Regions from separate parts of the Homo sapiens genome. Here region 2 is linked to region 1. Evidence: chromatin loops called from intact Hi-C (ENCODE). Cell type or tissue: PC-9. All regions are shown on one strand. Links, peaks and the distances in the headings refer to the core of each region. The heading gives the core; the rest is flanking DNA. Region 1 overlaps REEP5 (receptor accessory protein 5). Region 2 has its middle 18 kb from the start of DCP2.

What was found. A loop is a pair of places that touch in the nucleus more often than their neighbours do. Peaks named below come from ENCODE experiments on the same cell type or tissue, not always from the same donor. Only the 100,000 strongest peaks of a DNase experiment are listed, where the experiment ranks them.
Region 2: it touches region 1 in a loop (4-fold over the local background); 19 of 110 quality-filtered maps call a loop at or near these places.

What each region holds. Positions count from the first base shown.
Region 1 is chr5:112,874,877-112,882,876 of GRCh38, reverse strand. REEP5 (receptor accessory protein 5) reads left to right here. Exons shown (of 5, transcript NM_005669.5): 5 at 4,042-6,492. The coding sequence ends at 4,091. It also overlaps a transcript of SRP19 not described here. Among named protein-coding and RNA genes, the nearest start is that of SRP19, 18 kb to the right of the region's middle. In PC-9, for the core only: no CTCF peak of the experiment used is centred there; a DNase peak (open chromatin) is centred at 3,926; H3K27ac peaks cover 1,053 bases.
Region 2 is chr5:112,954,074-112,964,402 of GRCh38, reverse strand. No RefSeq gene overlaps it. Among named protein-coding and RNA genes, the nearest start is that of DCP2, 18 kb to the left of the region's middle. RefSeq lists an enhancer at 4,117-4,411. In PC-9, for the core only: no CTCF peak of the experiment used is centred there; DNase peaks (open chromatin) are centred at 4,292 and 5,762; H3K27ac peaks cover 3,114 bases.

The DNA.
Region 1 (8,000 bases), core at 1-8,000:
TTTCTCAGTAAAGTAGGAAGGCCAATTGAGAGAGGATGGGGAAGGAGACAATGGAAAGAGAAGGTATGAAATAGTTGCGAAGGAGAGGGACTGCTCATCTTTTTCTGTAAAGGGCCAGATAACAAATGTTTTAAATTTCGTGGGCTATCATGTCTCTGTTGCAGCTACTCTTCTCTGCCATTGTAGTGTGAAAACAGCCATGGACACTACATAAGCGAGTTTGGCTGCAGTGTGCTGGCCCCTCTAGGACAGTTGGAGAGTAAATGGACTGTCAGGCAGTGTTAAAGGCATGCTTGAGATTTGCGTTCATGAATTTATAGTGAAACCAGTTCTTGTTTATGTTTTTCTCCAGCCATACTCAGCTACATGGGTATAGCTACAGAGTAGGTGGAGAGTTGTGTCAAGGTTGTGATTTCCAGCAAGAACTATGAAGTGAGGGTGGGACTGTGGAGTGGTTAATGCTTGACAATGGAATTTAACCTGAGTAAGGTGGGAAGTGGTGGTGGAAGAACTCTGAATCAGGATAATAGCGGGAATACTCCATCATCATCTACAATGAGCAAAAAAGCAGGGTGGGGAGTGCACTACAAAGATAAAAGGTGATGGTGGCTGAGTGGGATGCTTGATACAAGATTATGGAGGGACTGCAGTATTGGTACTAACAGGGATCCTGGGAGTCAGTGCCATATGTAGGGTGGAATATAAGGGTTATTGGAGGGGAGGAACTAAGAGGTCAGGATATTAGAAGATCATCACATATGTCTACATGGATATTAAAATCATCAATAATTAAAATAGGAGTAGTAGGTCAGGTGCAGTGCTCACACCTGTAATCACAGCACTTCCAGAGGTCAAGGTGGGTGGATTGCTTGAGCTCAGGTGTTTGAGACCAGCCTGAGTAACATGGTGAAACCCAGTCTCTACAAAAAAAAAAAAACACAAAAATTAGCCAGATGTGGTGATGCGTACCAGTAGTCCCAGCTACTCAGGAGGCTGAGATGGGAGGATCACCTGAGCCTGGAGGTTGAGGCTGCAGTGAGCTGAGATGGCATCACTGCATTCCAGCCTGGGTGACAGAGTGAGACCCTGTCTCTAAATAAATAAATAATAGGAGTAGTGTTAGAAAGGAACATTAAGTTAGGAGCTAAAATCTTCAAGAACTAAGGCAAAGTAGCCCAAGAGTCAGGGATGACAGGGAAAGGGAAGGCTACTCAGTGATAGAATCTGATGACATGAGATTCTGAAAGTGGCAATGAAGAACAAAAACAACACCTACCAGATCCATTTGTACTAGGGTCATGAGAGGAAAGAAACAGCCACCACTTGAGAAAGCAGTGTCCTCAGGGCACAGCCAGCTTTCTCTAAGAGCAAGAAGGTAAAGGAAACATTCGGAGGAATGGATGAGGATATAGATTTTGCCAGTGATGGGTCTTGAGTTCCAGAGGGACTCAGATTTTAGAAATTGGAGAAAGGTTTTTGTGTTTTAGAGCTCTGTGGTAGTTAGACATGGGAGTTGTGAGGTTGCCTGACCATGGGGAAGTAAAATCCCAAGACAGTTCTCCAGCAGCACTGATGCCCCAGAAGTGGTATGTTCCCCATTTCTCCCTCACAGACCTCTCTTCTCTGGACTCCTATTTTTGGGCATACAAATCCAGTCTACTTGAATATGTTTTAGGTATTTTTTAACTTGTAGCCTTAACCTCCTCCCACTTTAGGATTGCCAGCTTTTTTTTTTTTTTTTTTTTTTTGAAACAGAGTCTCACTCTGTTGCCCAGGCTGGAGTGCAGTAGCATGATCTCAGCTCACTGCAGCCTCCACCTTCCAGGTTCAAGGGATTCTGCTGCCTCAGCCTCCCAAGTAGCTGTGATTACAGGTGTGGGCCACCACGCCCAGCTGATACTTGTATTTTTAGTAGAGACACCGTTATGCCATGTTGGCCAGGCTGGTTTCAAACTCCTGGCCTCAAGTGATCCACCCACCTCGGCCTCTCAAAATGCTGGGATTACAGGCATGAGCCACCATGCCCAGCCAGGATTACCAGCTTATTTTTAAGAGCTTTCTTTTCTTCTCCCTTCCCTTAGCCTAATCAGCAACCTGTGGTGATGTCATTTCTGTCTACTTCACCCACATTTCTTAGCCTCTTGGTTCTCTTAGATATCAATACTTAAAATCCAATCTTACTTTGTTATGACACATTCCTAAATAGGGGCAAGAGAATTAAAATAAGTTAGGAGGAATTTACATGCTGCCACATTTTAGACTTTTCTCAAAGCTTTTGGATTAACTAGGAATTTCTACAAAGGGTTAGTTAAGGGAAGGACTACATTTTCTCCTTTGCTGTGAACTTGGTTCAGTAATTTTAACTGAGCAAAGGGAGAGCAACTATCAGGCAGCTGGTGGACAAGAAGGGACTCCTTGGCTCTCATCACTAAGGCTCTGGCTCCATCAAGAACAGCTGCAGATTGTAAAATCTCACAGTGGGCCCTGGAGGCTTCTAGACAACCCCTTTCCCCTCCATCTTACACACTGTACTGGTTCTCATAGCACATTCCCTGCCACTTGGTAATTAGAAAGTGGAAGGCTTGGTCTCCTGCAGAAGTAAGAAAATATATTTTTCTTTTTTTTCTATAGAGATGGGCTCTCACTGTGTTTTGGCCAGGGTGATCTCAAACTCCTGGCTTCAAGGAATACTCCTACCTCAGCCTCTCAAAGCTCTGGGATTATAGACATGAGCCACCACACCTGGACAGAATGTTTTCTTGATGAATGTAGTGTCTTGTCACCAACTCAAAGACTTAGAGCAAACTCTTCTCATCATAGGAGAGAATGGTGGCACAATAAGAGTATAAATACAGATTTTAAAAACAATTTAGTATAACAACAATTTATATAGCATTCATGTTGCATTAGGTACTTTAACTAGAGATGGGCTTTTAAAATTTTTTTAAAATAGAGGTGGGGGGTGGGGGTCTCACCATTCATATTGGCCAGGCTGGTCTCAAATTCCTGGCTTCAAGCGATCTTCCCACCTCAGCCTCCCAAAGTGCTGCGATTACAGGCATGAGTCATTATGCCTGGCCGAATTTAAAGTATATGGAAGAGGCCGGGCATGGTGGCTTACGTCTGTAATCCCAGCACTTTGGGAGGCCAAGGCGGGCAGATCACGAGGTCAGGAAATTGAGACCATCCTGGCTAACACAGTGAAACCCCATCTCTACTAAAAATACAAAAAAAAATTAGCTGGGCGTGGTGGTGAGTGCATGTAGTCCCAGCTACTCGGGAGGCTGAGGCAGGAGAATGGCATGAACCCGGGAGGCAGAGCCTGTAGTGAGCCGAGATCGCGCCACTGCACTCCAGGCTGGGTGACAGAGCGAGACTCCGTCTCAAAAAATAAATAAGTAAATAAATAAAGTATATGAAAGCACATAGGTTATATGGAAATACTATGTATGCCATTCTATTTAAGGGCTTGAGCACTCACAGATTTTGGTATCTGTAGGGTTCCTGGAACTAATCTCCTCTCCCCCACCGCCCCCCCAGCCCCCCCCCCCAAACACATATATCAAGGGATGACTGTATTTCTAGTGCTGGGAATGAGGACTTCTCTGATTTGTCGCCATGGGATAAATATGATGACCTAGTTGTCATCAGATTGATAATATATTGATAAGTGAAATCTTACAGGCAAGCACACAGATACAAATAGAATTTGAACACTACTCTTAAGGAATCTCTGCTTCTTTCAATGCTTAAAGGAGAATAGAGGGCAGACAGTTTCGGTGACACTGTCACAACAAGGGGCTAGGCTAGATGACCTTCAAGTATTTTGCTCAAGTATTTAGGATTTGTGCTCTAAGAGGTACCTTCTCCATTTCCTGGAAACCCTCTTAGCCCAGACCACAAACCCCAACATGATCGCACCTGAACATGAGTCATCCAAGTTTTGTTATCTAGTAGCTACATTAGGCACAAAGCTTGCAAGCTTGCATTCCAAAGAAAGAGCTTTGATATATTTTTCTTTCCCTCCTAACAAACAAACAGCGAAGAAAGCTACCGTGAATTTACTGGGTGAAGAAAAGAAGAGCACCTAAACCAGACTGGATGGAAACTTCCTGCCCTCTCTGTACCTTCCTACTGGAGCTTGATGTTATATTAGGGACTGTGGTATAATTATTTTAATAATGTTGCCTTGGAAACATTTTTGAGATATTAAAGATTGGAATGTGTTGTAAGTTTCTTTGCTTACTTTTACTGTCTATATATATAGGGAGCACTTTAAACTTAATGCAGTGGGCAGTGTCCACGTTTTTGGAAAATGTATTTTGCCTCTGGGTAGGAAAAGATGTATGTTGCTATCCTGCAGGAAATATAAACTTAAAATAAAATTATATACCCCACAGGCTGTGTACTTTACTGGGCTCTCCCTGCACGCATTTTCTCTGTAGTTACATTTAGGATAATCTTTATGGTTCTACTTCCTGTAATGTACAATTTTATATAATTCTGAAATGTTTTTAATGTATTTGTGCACATGTACATATGGAAATGTTACTGTCTGACTACAACATGCATCATGCTCATGGGGAGGGAGCAGGGGAAGGTTGTATGTGTCATTTATAACTTCTGTACAGTAAGACCACCTGCCAAAAGCTGGAGGAACCATTGTGCTGGTGTGGTCTACTAAATAATACTTTAGGAAATACGTGATTAATATGCAAGTGAACAAAGTGAGAAATGAAATCGAATGGAGATTGGCCTGGTTGTTTCCGTAGTATATGGCATATGAATACCAGGATAGCTTTATAAAGCAGTTAGTTAGTTAGTTACTCACTCTAGTGATAAATCGGGAAATTTACACACACACACACACACACACACACACACACACACACACAGAGTAACCTGTAACTCTCAATTCCCTGAAAAACTAGTAATACTGTCTTATCTGCTATAAACTTTACATATTTGTCTATTGTCAAGATGCTACAATGGAAACCATTTCTGGTTTTATCTTCAAAGCGGAGAAACATGTTGATTTAGTCTTCTTTCCCAATCTTCTTTTTTAAACCAGTTTAAGGAACTTCTGAAGATTTGTCCACCTCTGATTACATGTATGTTCTTGTTTGTATCATTAGCAACAACATGCTAATGACGACACCTAGCTCTAAGAGCAATTCTGGGAGAATGAAAGGAAGTATAAAGTAACCCATAATCTGCTTGGCAATAGTTAAGTCAATCTATCTTCAGTTTTTCTCTGGCCTTTAAGGTCAAACACAAGAGGCTTCCCTAGTTTACAAGTCAGAGTCACTTGTAGTCCATTTAAATGCCCTCATCCGTATTCTTTGTGTTGATAAGCTGCACATGACTACATAGTAAGTACAGAACAGTAAAGTTAAAACGGATGTCTCCATTGATCTGCCAAATCGTTATAGAGAGCAATTTGTCTGGACTAGAAAATCTGAGTTTTACACCATACTGTTAAGAGTCCTTTTGAATTAAACTCGACTAAAACAAGTGTATAACTAAACTAACAAGATTAAATATCCAGCCAGTACAGTATTTTTTAAGGCAAATAAAGATGATTAGCTCACCTTGAGATAACAATCAGGTAAGATCATAACAATGTCTCATGATGTAAAAAATATTAAAGATATCAATACTAAGTGACAGTATCACTCTAATATAATATGGATCAGAGCATTTATTTTGGGGAGGAAAACAGTGGTGATTACCGGCATTTTATTAAACTTAAAACTTTGTAGAAAGCAAACAAAATTGTTCTTGGGAGAAAATCAACTTTTAGATTAAAAAAATTTTAAGTATCTAGGAGTATTTAAATCCTTTTCCCATAAATAAAAGTACAGTTTTCTTGGTGGCAGAATGAAAATCAGCAACTTCTAGCATATAGACTATATAATCAGATTGACAGCATATAGAATATATTATCAGACAAGATGAGGAGGTACAAAAGTTACTATTGCTCATAATGACTTACAGGCTAAAATTAGTTTTAAAATACTATATTAAATTCTGAATGCAATTTTTTTTTGTTCCCTTGAGACCAAAATTTAAGTTAACTGTTGCTGGCAGTCTAAGTGTAAATGTTAACAGCAGGAGAAGTTAAGAATTGAGCAGTTCTGTTGCATGATTTCCCAAATGAAATACTGCCTTGGCTAGAGTTTGAAAAACTAATTGAGCCTGTGCCTGGCTAGAAAACAAGCGTTTATTTGAATGTGAATAGTGTTTCAAAGGTATGTAGTTACAGAATTCCTACCAAACAGCTTAAATTCTTCAAGAAAGAATTCCTGCAGCAGTTATTCCCTTACCTGAAGGCTTCAATCATTTGGATCAACAACTGCTACTCTCGGGAAGACTCCTCTACTCACAGCTGAAGAAAATGAGCACACCCTTCACACTGTTATCACCTATCCTGAAGATGTGATACACTGAATGGAAATAAATAGATGTAAATAAAATTGAGTTCTCATTTAACTGTTATATTTCATTTTATTTTGTGGGGCTTTTTTCCTAACCCAGAATTATTTAAGGAAAGTTTTAAGTAAATACAGATAAATGAGCCATGAACACTGCTCTTTATTAACTCTATTCCTCACATGGCTTGTAGTTTTCTCCTGGTGGTTCTTGCCTACCAGAGGAAAAGACTTGTCCTAAAGAAAACATACCAACTCAAAAAGTTTCTACCAATAATTAGCACTACATTTAAAGGAAACCGAATCCACTGTTTTTTTTTAACCTGTGTATTGCATTACACACAAAGAAGTCTCCTATGACTTAAGATAGTGTATTGCATGCATCTTGATGTAATAAACTTTTTTTTTTTTTGAGATGGAGTCTTGCTCTGTCACCCAGGCTGGAGTGCAGTGGCGCAATCTCAGCCGCCTCCCGGGTTCATGCCATTCTCCTGCCTCAGCCTCCCGAGTAGCTGGGACTACACGCACCCGCCGCCACGCCTGGCTACTGTTTTGTATTTTTTAGTAGAGACGGGGTTTCACCATGTTAGCCAGGATGGTCTCGATCTCCTGACCTCATGATCCACCCGCCTCGGCCTCCCAAAGAGCTGGGATTACAGGCATGAGCCACCGCGCCTGGCTTTGATGTAGTAAACTTTTTACATGTGCCTCCAAATTATGCTGTACTTGTTTTCAGAAGAGATCAAGAAAAGGAGTACTTGAGAATTTTGATAAAAATACCCACTTCTGGCCTAGCGGACCTGTAATCCCAGCACTTTGGGAAGCCGAGGTGGGCGGATTGCTTGAGTGCATGAGTTCAAGACTAGCCTGGGCCACATGGTGAGACCCTGCCTCTACAAAAAATACCAAAAAATTAGCTAGGTGTGGTGGAACGTACCTGTAGTCCCAGCTCCTCAGGAGGCTGAGGTGGGAGGACTTGAGCCTGGGAGGTCAAGGCTGCAGTGAGCCAAGACGGTGCCAGTGCACTCCAGCCTGGGCGACAGGGCCAGACCCTGTCTCAAAAAAAAAAAAAACCAAAAACAAAAACAAAACGTACTTCTGAAGGTATGCGCTGGTCCGCACGGTCACCTACATCTGCTTTTTGATGTCTGCATGTCTAGAATTATGGTGTTTAGAATAACACAGGTACAATTCAGATCTTTACCCATCAAAGATTACAGTTCTATATAGCATGGCTGGAAAGTAAACATATTTGAGGATATTAAAAGTTTTCCTGGCTCACTGCTAGAACATTAACTCTTAAAATCTTACAACATACACATTTAAGAGTTTCCTTGGTTAGATCGATGCTTCCCAAAAACTTTGGTGTGGGCCGGGCACGGTGGTTCACACCTGTAATCCCAGCACTCTGGGAGGCCAAGGTGGGTGGATCACCTGAGGTCAGAAGTTCGAGACCAGCCTGGCCAACATGGTGAAACCCTGTCTCTCCTAAATACAAAAAAATTAGCCGGGTGTGGTGGTGCATTCCTGTAATCCCAGCTACTTGGGAGGCTGAGGCAGGAGAATGGC
Region 2 (10,329 bases), core at 1,223-9,222, 80 kb before region 1:
GAATTCTTTAAAAGAAGTTGTTTTGTTAAAAACAATGATGAACAAACCAACCCAAAGAAATACAAAGAAGCACCTCTCCAATCACTCACTGGTAAACTCATCAGCTAAGTTTGGCCCCATAACTCTGTGCTGGCTGGTCTTCATGTACCTCCTAAGTCCCCAGTTGTGTGGCACTCTCCAGAGGCCCCACCTGGGTAGACCTAACTATTTCCAGAATACACAAGGAAGCCAAGTATGTTTTATCTGCTACCAGCAGAGGGTGTTCATTCCTTTTTTCCATTTTTAAATTTTGCATCATACTGCTGAGTAATATTTTTAGTACAAGAACATGACTTTAAAACTGCAGCTTTTGACATACATAGGACTCCACTTCTTAGGAGTCCTGTAATGGAACTGGGAAATGGCAGTGTTTTCTGGTTAAATGACTCAGAACTCTGAAGAAACCCTTTCTCACACAACGAAACCTCCCCCTTAGAGTTACTTCTTTTAGTCATCACAGCACTGCCAAACAGTGATACAATCTCACTCTGTAATTAGTTTTCTATTGCTGTTATAACAAATTACCACAGACTTGATGGCTTAAACAATACAAACGTATGGCCAAGTGCAGTGGCTCATGCCTGTAATCCCAGCACTTTGGGAGGCCAAGGCGGACAGATTACTTGAGGTCAGGAGTTCGAGACCAGCCTGGCCAACATGGCAAAATCCCATCTCTACAAAAAATATAAAAAATTAGCCGGGCATGGTGGCACATACCTGTAATCCCTGCTACTTGGGAGGCTGAGGTAGGAGAATCGCTTGAACCTGGGAGGCAGAGGTTGCAGTGAGCCAAGATTGCACCACTGCACTCCACCCTGGGCAACACAGTAAGACTCTCTCAAAAAACAAACAAACAAGTTCTCACAGTTCTGTAGGTTAGCAGCCCAACACAGATCTCACTGGGCTAAAATCAAGGTGTTGGCAAGGCTGTGCTCCCTAGTGAAGGCTATAAGGAACAATCAGTATCCTTGTTTTTTCCAGCTTTCAGAGGCCGTCTACTTCCTCAGCTCATGCTCCCCTTCCCCCATCTTCCAAGCAGCAATGACAAGTGATTCCTTCTGACGTTGTATCTCTGAGCTTTTCCATCATTCCACCTCCCTCTGATTCACTCCTTCTGGTCTTCTTTCACTTTTAAGAACCCCTGTGATTATATTGGGCCCTCCTGGATAATTCATGATCCCATGGTCTTCTCCCTATCTTAAAATCAGCTGATTAGCAACTTTAATTCCATCTTCAATCTTAATTCCCCTTTGCTATTAACACATTCAGAGATTCCAGGGATTAGGACGTGGACATCTTTGGAGGACATTATTCTGCCTGCCATACTCTCTGTGTCCTTGTTTAGTAGCCCCTTCTCTGTGTCTACCCATCTCCTTACTTTCCTATCTCCAGGAATCACTGACATAAATTTTTATCATTTGGTAATTGCTAGTTTCATTAACTTGAATTTATGGAATTGTATCTTTTTTGTTCCTCTTGCATGGGATTACCCAGTTTAAAAATTATCCTTATTTGTTGGTAAAATAACAGGATATCTGGGATTTGCTTTAAAATGATCCGTTGGGGGGAATTACAGGGCAAATAGATAAAATAAGGCAAAAGGATGGTAATTATTGAAGTTGGGTGCAGTTTCAAGTAGTTAGAATAAAAAGTTTTTTAAAAAATCTAGACCCTATTGAGAAGTCAATGGACTTTTCCTCTTCTTGTTTCTTGAGTAGTTGAGAGAAAAACAATTGATGATAACAGTTGAAACTGCAAACCAAAATACCATTATTAAATGCCCAAATTCAAAATGCAATTGACTTTTTAAAAAACTTGATTAGCTGGGAGTGATGGCACATGATTGTAGTCCGAGACTGAGCACTTACGCTATGACTGTACCCCTGCACTTTAGCCTGGGGGACGGCAATATTTCATCTTTTTTTTTTTTTTTGAGACAGAGTCTCGCTCTGTCGCCCAGGCTGGAAAGCAGTGGCATGATCTTAGCTCACTGAAACCTCTGCCTCCTGGGTTCAAGCAATTCTCATGCCTCCGCCTCCCAAGTAGCTGGGATTACAGGCTTACAGGCACCCACCACCATGCCCAGCTAGTTTTTGTAGTTTTAGGAGAAACAGGGTTTTACCATGTTGGCCAGGCTGGTCTCGAACTCCTGACCTCAGGTGATCCACCCGCCTTGGCCTCCCAAAGTGCTGGGATTACATACGTGAGCCACCACGCCTGGCCAAGGTTTCATCTTCAAAAAAAATTAAAATAAAAAAAAACTTCATTGAGATATAATTTAAATACAATAAAATGCTGTTAGCTGATGGAGTGGCACACTCCTGTCCCAGCTACTCAGGGGAATCACTTGAGCCCAGGAGTCCAAGGCTTCAGTGAGCTATGGTCCAGCCTGTGAATAGCCACTGCATTCCAGCCTGGCAACACAGCAGACTCATATATTTAAAAAATATATGCCGTTCACTTTTTGTAAAATTAAACTTTCTATTTTGAGAAAATTGTAGAAGAGAGATCTTCCTACAACTGGATATGAATTTTCTCAAAATAGAAACTTGGTATATACTTTACCCAGTTTTCCGCAATGGTAACATCTTGCAAAACAGTATCACAACCAAGATATTGAAATCAATGCAGTCAAGACACAGAACATTTAATTACCACAGGTTCCTTCATGTTGCCCTTTTATAACCATTTTCTGTCTGGGTGTTCAATATTTACAGTATATTCCAAATGAAAACTTTTCTATGACTTTTACATGCCTTCCTCTTAGCTTTACATAGGAACTATGAGCAACTGCTTAAAATTACTGAAACCTATTTTTTCAGAGCTCTCATACATACTGCCTGAATCTATTTTCTGATATGATCCTAAAATTATATTGACTAAATCTTAGGAGCCATAGATAGACTACCAAAATATCAGCTGAAATAAGGGCTTGAGAGCAGCAAAGAGGGTAGTGAAAAGGCATCCTGGTCCTCCAAGATCAAAGCAGCACAGTGGGTTCCAGGCCAGTCAGTATTACAGAGCCCTTGACTGGCAAGTCAACAATATGACAGACACCATCACTGGGAGCTGCCCTCTCCAATGTCCAATCTCCTCCCTCCTCTCAGTTAAAGGCCTCATTTAAAAGCCTACATGTCCTTGTCTGTCTCACGGCCATATGCTGCTAGATGTGAAACTGCATTTGGCCAAGGAGATACAAGCATAACGGTGGTCTAGAACCCTTGGGAAGTTGTTAAAAGAAAGCAGAAGCCTCTTTTCCACCCCTTCCTCTTTGTCCCTTCCTGTCGCCAGCAATCGGTAACCTGAGCAGAGTAGCAAAATAGAACTCTCTGGTCCCTGATGACCTTGGAGCCACTAAACCAGCTCTGGAGTGCCTATTTCTAGAATTCTTTTACTGAGCGAGAGAGAGAAATAAATGTCTACTTTGTTTAAGCGATGATACTGGTTTTTTTCTGTTATATGTAGACAGTAGTCCAAACTGACATAAGTAATCCTCTCCTCATGTAGAGGCAAAGGTAGTTCTCAGTTAAGGCTTGAGAGTGCACTTTTCTTTGGATAAAAACATTTTAATAGGCCCTTTTAGCATACAAAATTAAAGCTCCAAAACTATTACAGACAGAAGAGTTTGAGACAATTGAAGGTAAACAGCTCTGAAGAATGATGCGAAGCTTTATCTTCCTCTGAGCAGAGTTGAGGCACTGCAGAAAGAGGATTATGATGTTGGAAGAAGAGAGAAGAAGCAGGCAGGAAGGATTTCCTCTTTCTAGGAAAAAAAAAAAAAAAAGGCTATAGTTGAGGGCCTGCAGCCTGGGTAGGGCTCCAGGTCAGAGAATCCCCATCTGTCATCTATGATTTCAAAGATGCTCCTAGCACCAGAGGCCTAAGGAGGGTGACAGCTGGAAGAGCAGGCCCCTGCACAGATGGATCTAGGAGCCAGAATATCAACATGCTTTCATTTTAAGGGGGATTCTTTTTCCTTTTCTGAAAAGTAATTTTCTTTGCTAAAGTCCAAGTGCAGTGAGCATCTGCCTCTTTAAAAAACAAAAAACAAAAACCAAACAAACAAAAAAACTTCTCAGCATTCATTTTCTCTCTGGAAGCATAAAGCTGTTTTTCCTTCAGGAGCAACTCCTCCCCCATTCTCATTCATGTACTCTGAGTGGGTTTGATTCCTCATTTCTAACCCCTCCACCCTCACTCCAACCTCCAAGAGCACTTGTCACCATGATTATTTAAGAAATAAGCCAGGAGGCCAGGCATGATGACTCACGCCTGTAATCCTAGCACTTTAGGAGGCCAAGGCAGGTGAATCACCGAAGGTCAGGAGTTCAAGACCAGCCTGGCCAACATGGCGAAACCCCGTCTCTAACAAAAATTAGCTGGGCATGGTGGCACGTGTCTGTAATCCCAGCTACTCGGGAGGCTGAGGCTGGAGAATCACTTGAACCAGGGAGTTGGAGGTTGCGGTAAGCCGAGATCCTGCCACTGCACTCCAGCTTGGTGGCAGGGTGAGACTCTGTCTCAAGCAAACAAACAACAAAAAATTATAGTTCGAGACCAGCCTGGCCAACGTGGCAAAACCCCGTCTCTATTAAAAAAACAAACAAACATTAGCTGGGCGTGGTGGCACACACCTGTAATCCCAGCTACTCAGGAGGCTGAGGCTGGAGAATCACTTGAACCCAGGAGGCGGAGGTTGCAGTGAGCCGAGATCGTGCCATTGCACTCCAGCCTGGGCGACAGAGCAAGACTCCGTCTCAAAAAAAACAAAACAAAACAAAACAAAAAACAAATACTAAGTCTTATTCATTCTATAGAGATCACACTGCTGCACTCCAGCCTGGGTGACAGAGTGAGACTCCATTAAAAAAAAAAAAAAAAAAAGCTAGGAACCCAAGCCAAATTGCCAAAGACCCAACATGAGGATGTCTTCTTAACTGATTGGAAAAGAAATGCTTCTTCTTTCTGTTGGGCTTGCTAAAGTGCTAGGAACATAAGCCTGGGGATTCCAGTGCTTTCTCTGCTACCACTCAGGAAAGCCTGCATAAGAATGAAGCCAAAACAGAAGAAAGCAGGAGAAAGAGATGAAGAGAAGCCACTTTCTGTTTCTTTTCTATTTTCTTTTTCAAACTCCATTACTCTGAGTAATGGAGTAATTTCTTATCTTACTGTTTGAGCCCTAGAATCCAACCGAGCCTCAAACTACATATATTCCCTGGATCTTTCATTACCTTAGCCAATACATTCTCTTTTTTGTCATTGTTGTTGTTCTTTAAAACCAGTTTGAATAGAATTTTTGTCTCTTGCAACCAAGAGTCCTAACTAACACACTAAGTCTGCTCTCACTATGTTTTGGGGGAGTCAAGGGAGAGGTCTGTACCTACATTTGGAATACATGGTTATTAGGAAAGCAAAGAAGCATTAAAAAAAAGTGATGAGAGCAAAAGATGATTGGCAGGACGGTAACCTTGGAAATAGAGACAGAAGCTTAGACCCTGCTAATTTGGCACAAACAAGAATGGCCACCAACACTTAGAGAAGTTGAGAACACTCTGATTTACAATAATAAAATTGATATATCATGAGCAAAATATGCTATCTGCAGAAAACTGTCTCATGGGTCCAAGGGGGAAGAGTTGAATTAGACAGTTCGCTAACATTATTTGCATCTTTAAAAAAACAATGAGTCACCAGGGTACACAGGGAAAGCCTGAAAGAGATCTGAGCTGCAGGGTTTGGCACTGCGCCTCAAGTCCCACAGACTAAAGAAACACTGAGTAACCAACTTAACCATCTGCTTGGCAGTACTTCCATATAATGGCTCTAATAGGACCTTTAACCTTGAAAATCACTCAGCTTAGGCTTCATTTCAATTCAACACTTTTCAAGCAACCCTGAGATTACATTTTTATATCCCATGTAACTTTCTGTCAGCACGACTAAGCACCCTGCAAAAGAGATGGAAACAGTCCAGATCAAAAATATTTGAGAGACTGGAAAGTCAAACTGCACCCTGGAAGCCAAGTACAAACAGCACATGTAGATGGTCTTAAGCAGAATCAGAATTTTGGGAAGGGATGCGGAATTGGAATGGAAGTGTGGGGTAAGGAGACCACACTGTCCAAGTCAGAGACAGAGTAATAAAAGATCAGGTTGGAAATGAACAAGATTTTGGCAACTGTTCTGATTAAACTGGGAGGGTCTGCATCTGGCCTTTGCTGGCTAGTGGCCTCTGAGGGATGGATTTGGTTTAAGGACAGAGAGCCAGGTGGCCAGCAACAGGGCCAAGAAATTTCTTTTTTAAGCAAAAATCAGTATACTCTATTTTACTACTTAAAAGAGTTTCATTATTTTTAGTAGTAAATGACTTTCTAAAAGTTAATTTTCCTAACTTTGAATATGAAAAATTAATACAAATCAATGAAAGGACTCCGCTGGAAATAAAGAATATACGCAATTTTTTTTTTTTTTTTGACGTGGAGTCTCGCTCTGTCTCCCAGGCTGGAGCGCAGTGGCACGATCTCGGCTCACTGCAAGCTCTGAAATGTAGGCAATTTTTATGCTTAAAAAGTCCAAGCCTTTCTATTATTAATATGTAAAAGTGGACTGTCAATTTCCATACATTTGCCCACATATACCATTATTTTCACGATAGTGAGCTTATGTGAACCAAAAGTATATAAATCTTAAAGATTATCTACCTCTGGCTTTGGAATGCCATTTCTTCAGAGATATTTGTTTGGGAAAGAATGGCAAATAATGACCAACAGGCAGACTGCCAGGTTGCAAAAGAACTGCTGGTTTGGCATTGTTTCAGTACCCATATTAAAATATTCTGTTCGTTAAATTTCCTACAGAAGAAAATTTGCATTGCTAAACTTGAATAATACAGCATGCATCCCTAATTTAGGTAAAACATCCATTCTGCCAGAGCTCTATAATTAGAAAACAACCATAAAAACTACAAAAAAAATGCTAGTTTTCACAAATTTAAAGTTTTATTTGCAAAGCATCAGCCCACTCTAACAGGTGCTTTGCTTATGAAGAATACTGGATTACTGCTCATTTCCCCTGCCCTGCTTATGTCCCCAATCTTACTTACCTCTCCTGTCCTCTTCCTTCTAACCCCATTCCCCTACTCCTAGAAATGTTAACAAACCCAGTGTGTATCTTCACATACCTTCTCCCTACTCTCTAAACAAACATATATACATAGGGATTTTCTCCTCACTGTTTTACCAAATAAAATACTATAAATTTATCTGCATTTCCCTTTCTTGGTAAAAACACACAGTGGACATCTCTCCAAGTCAATTGATAGAGAGTTCACTCATTCTATTAAGTAGCTAATATTCTGTGTTGCTTAATATTCAATGAGGTGGATATACCATAACTTAGTCAATAGTTACTTCTTGAAGGGTATATACTTTTAGTTTTTTGTCTCTACAAAAAGTGCTGCAGTAAAAATCCTTGTATGCAAGTTCCTATGTACTGGTGCCCTTATTTCCAAGAACTAGCAGCAGTGAGATTAGAGGAGCAAAGGAATGCAGACTTTAAATTTTAGGCTGGATGCCATGGCTCAGGCCTGTAATGTCAGCACTTTGGGAGGCCGAGGTGGGTGGATCACTTCTGGCCAGGAGTTCGAGACCAGCCTGGTCAACATGGCAAAGCCCCAACTCTAATAAAAATACAAAAATTAGCTGGGCATGGTGGTGCATGCCTGTAATTCCAGCTATGCGGGAGGCTGAGGCATGAGAATTTCTTGAATCTGGGAGGCGGAGGTTTCAGTGAGCCGAGATCATGCCACTGCACTCCAGCCTGGGTGACAGAGCAAGACCCTATCTCAAAAATAAAAGAAAATAGAAACAAATAAATACTTTTTAATAGGTACTGCCAGATTGTGTTCCCAATGGACTGTATTGAACTTCTAGATCCAAACTTAACAGATGAGCATGTCCACTCTTGTAGTCACCTCTATTGCCCCCAGTCATTGGAGTTACTATTCTTTTTAGTTATTGCATCTTGATAAAAGATCCAATAATTGGGTTTTATCTCTATTCATGGTATTAATCTTTATCAATTCATTTTTATGTATTCATCTTTACTAATTTTATCTTGAATGCACACACAAGGGGTTCTGGAACACAGTCAGATTCATTTTTACCTAACAGTAAATTAGTGTGCTGGCCCTCCTTACTGAAGTTCTGATTCAGTTGTTGTCTGTATCATCAAGGTGGCACTTCTGTGATCTCTGAATCTTTGTAGATCCTCATAGACCTTTCTTTTACTCTGATAGACAAACAATAGATCAACTGGGTAAAGATACTTGGGTAGCACTGTTTGTTCTTTCCGTAGTCTGTGAATTTTACTTTATTTTCTCTAGCTTCAGGTTTTTGATGAGAAATGTGAAGCCGGGCTGATATTTTTCCTTTTAGACTAATATTATCTCTATATCCAACAGACTCTAAGGTTATTACTTTTGATTCTTGGAGTTCTAGATTTTTACCAGAATATGCCTCTATGGAGGTATACATTGTTGTCACTGTTGCCATTATTATTATTATTTTTTTTTTTATTGATCATTCTTGGGTGTTTCTCACAGAGGGGGATTTGGCAGGGTCATAGGACAATAGTGGAGGGAAGGTCAGCAGATAAACAAGTGAACAAAGGTCTCTGGTTTTCCTAGGCAGAGGACCCTGCGGCCTTCCGCAGCGTTTGTGTCCCTGGGTACTTGAGATTAGGGAGTGGTGATGACTCTTAATGAGCATGCTGACTTCAAGCATCTGTTTTACAAAGCACATCTTGCACCGCCCTTAATCCATTTAACTCTGAGTGGACACAGCACATGTTTCAGAGAGCACAGGGTTGGGGGTAAGGTCACAGATCAACAGGATCCCAAGGCAGAAGAATTTTTCTTGGTACAGAACAAAATGAAAAGTCTCCCATGTCTACTTCTTTCTACACAGACACGGCAACCATCCGATTTCTCAATCTTTTCCCCACCTTTCCCCCCATTCTATTCCACAAAGCCGCCATTGTCATCCTGGCCCGTTCTCAATGAGCTGTTGGGTACACCTCCCAGACGGGGTGGTGGCCGGGCAGAGGGGCTCCTCACTTCCCAGTAGGGGCGGCCGGGCAGAGGCGCCCCTCACCTCCCGGACGGGGCGGCTGGCCGGGCGGGGGGCTGACCCCCCCACCTCCCTCCCGGACGGGGCGGCTGGCCGGGCAGGGGGCTGACCCCCCCCACCTCCCTCCCGGACGGGGTAGCTGCCGGGCGGAGACGCTCCTCACTTCCCAGACGGGGCGGCTGCCGGGCGGAGAGGCTCCTCACTTCTCAGACGGGGTGGCTGCCGGGCGGAGAGGCTCCTCACTTCTCATACGGGGCGGCCGCCGGGCGGAGGGTCTCCTCACTTCTCAGACGGGGCGGCCGGGCAGAGACGCTCCTCACCTCCCAGACGGGGTGGCGGCCGGGCAGAGGCGCTCCTCACATCCCAGACGGGGCGACAGGGCAGAGGCGCTCCCCACATCCCAGACGATGGGCGGCCGGGCAGAGATGCTCCTCACTTCCTAGATGTGATGGCGGCCGGGAAGAGGCGCTCCTCACTTCCCAGATGGGATGGCGGCCGGGCAGAGACGCTCCTCACTTTCCAGACTGGGCAGCCAGGCAGAGGGGCTCCTCACATCCCAGACGATGGGCGGCCAGGCAGAGACGCTCCTTACTTCCCAGACGGGGTGGCGGCCGGGCAGAGGCTGCAATCTCGGCACTTTGGGAGGCCAAGGCAGGCGGCTGGGAGGTGGAGGTTGTAGCGAGCCGAGATCACGCCACTGCTCTCCAGCCTGGGCGCCATTGAGCACTGAGTGAACCAGACTCCGTCTGCAATCCCGGCACCTCGGGAGGCCGAGGCTGGCGGATCACTCGCGGTTAGGAGCTGGAGACCAGCCCGGCCAACACAGCGAAACCCCGTCTCCACCAAAAAAATACGAAAACCAGTCAGGCGTGGCAGCGCGCACCTGCAATTGCAGGCACTCCGCAGGCTGAGGCAGGAGAATCAGGCAGGGAGGTTGCAGTGAGCCGAGATGGCAGCAGTATAGTCCGGCTTCGGCTCGGCATGAGAGGGAGACTGTGGAAAGAGAGGGAGAGGGAGACCATGGGGAGAGGGAGACCATGGGGAGAGGGAGACCATCGGGCTGTTGCCATTATTTTTTAATCACTCTGACTGAAAGCTGGGCACAGTGGCTCATGCCTGTATTCCCAGCACTTTGTGAGGCTGAGGTGGGAGGATCACTTGA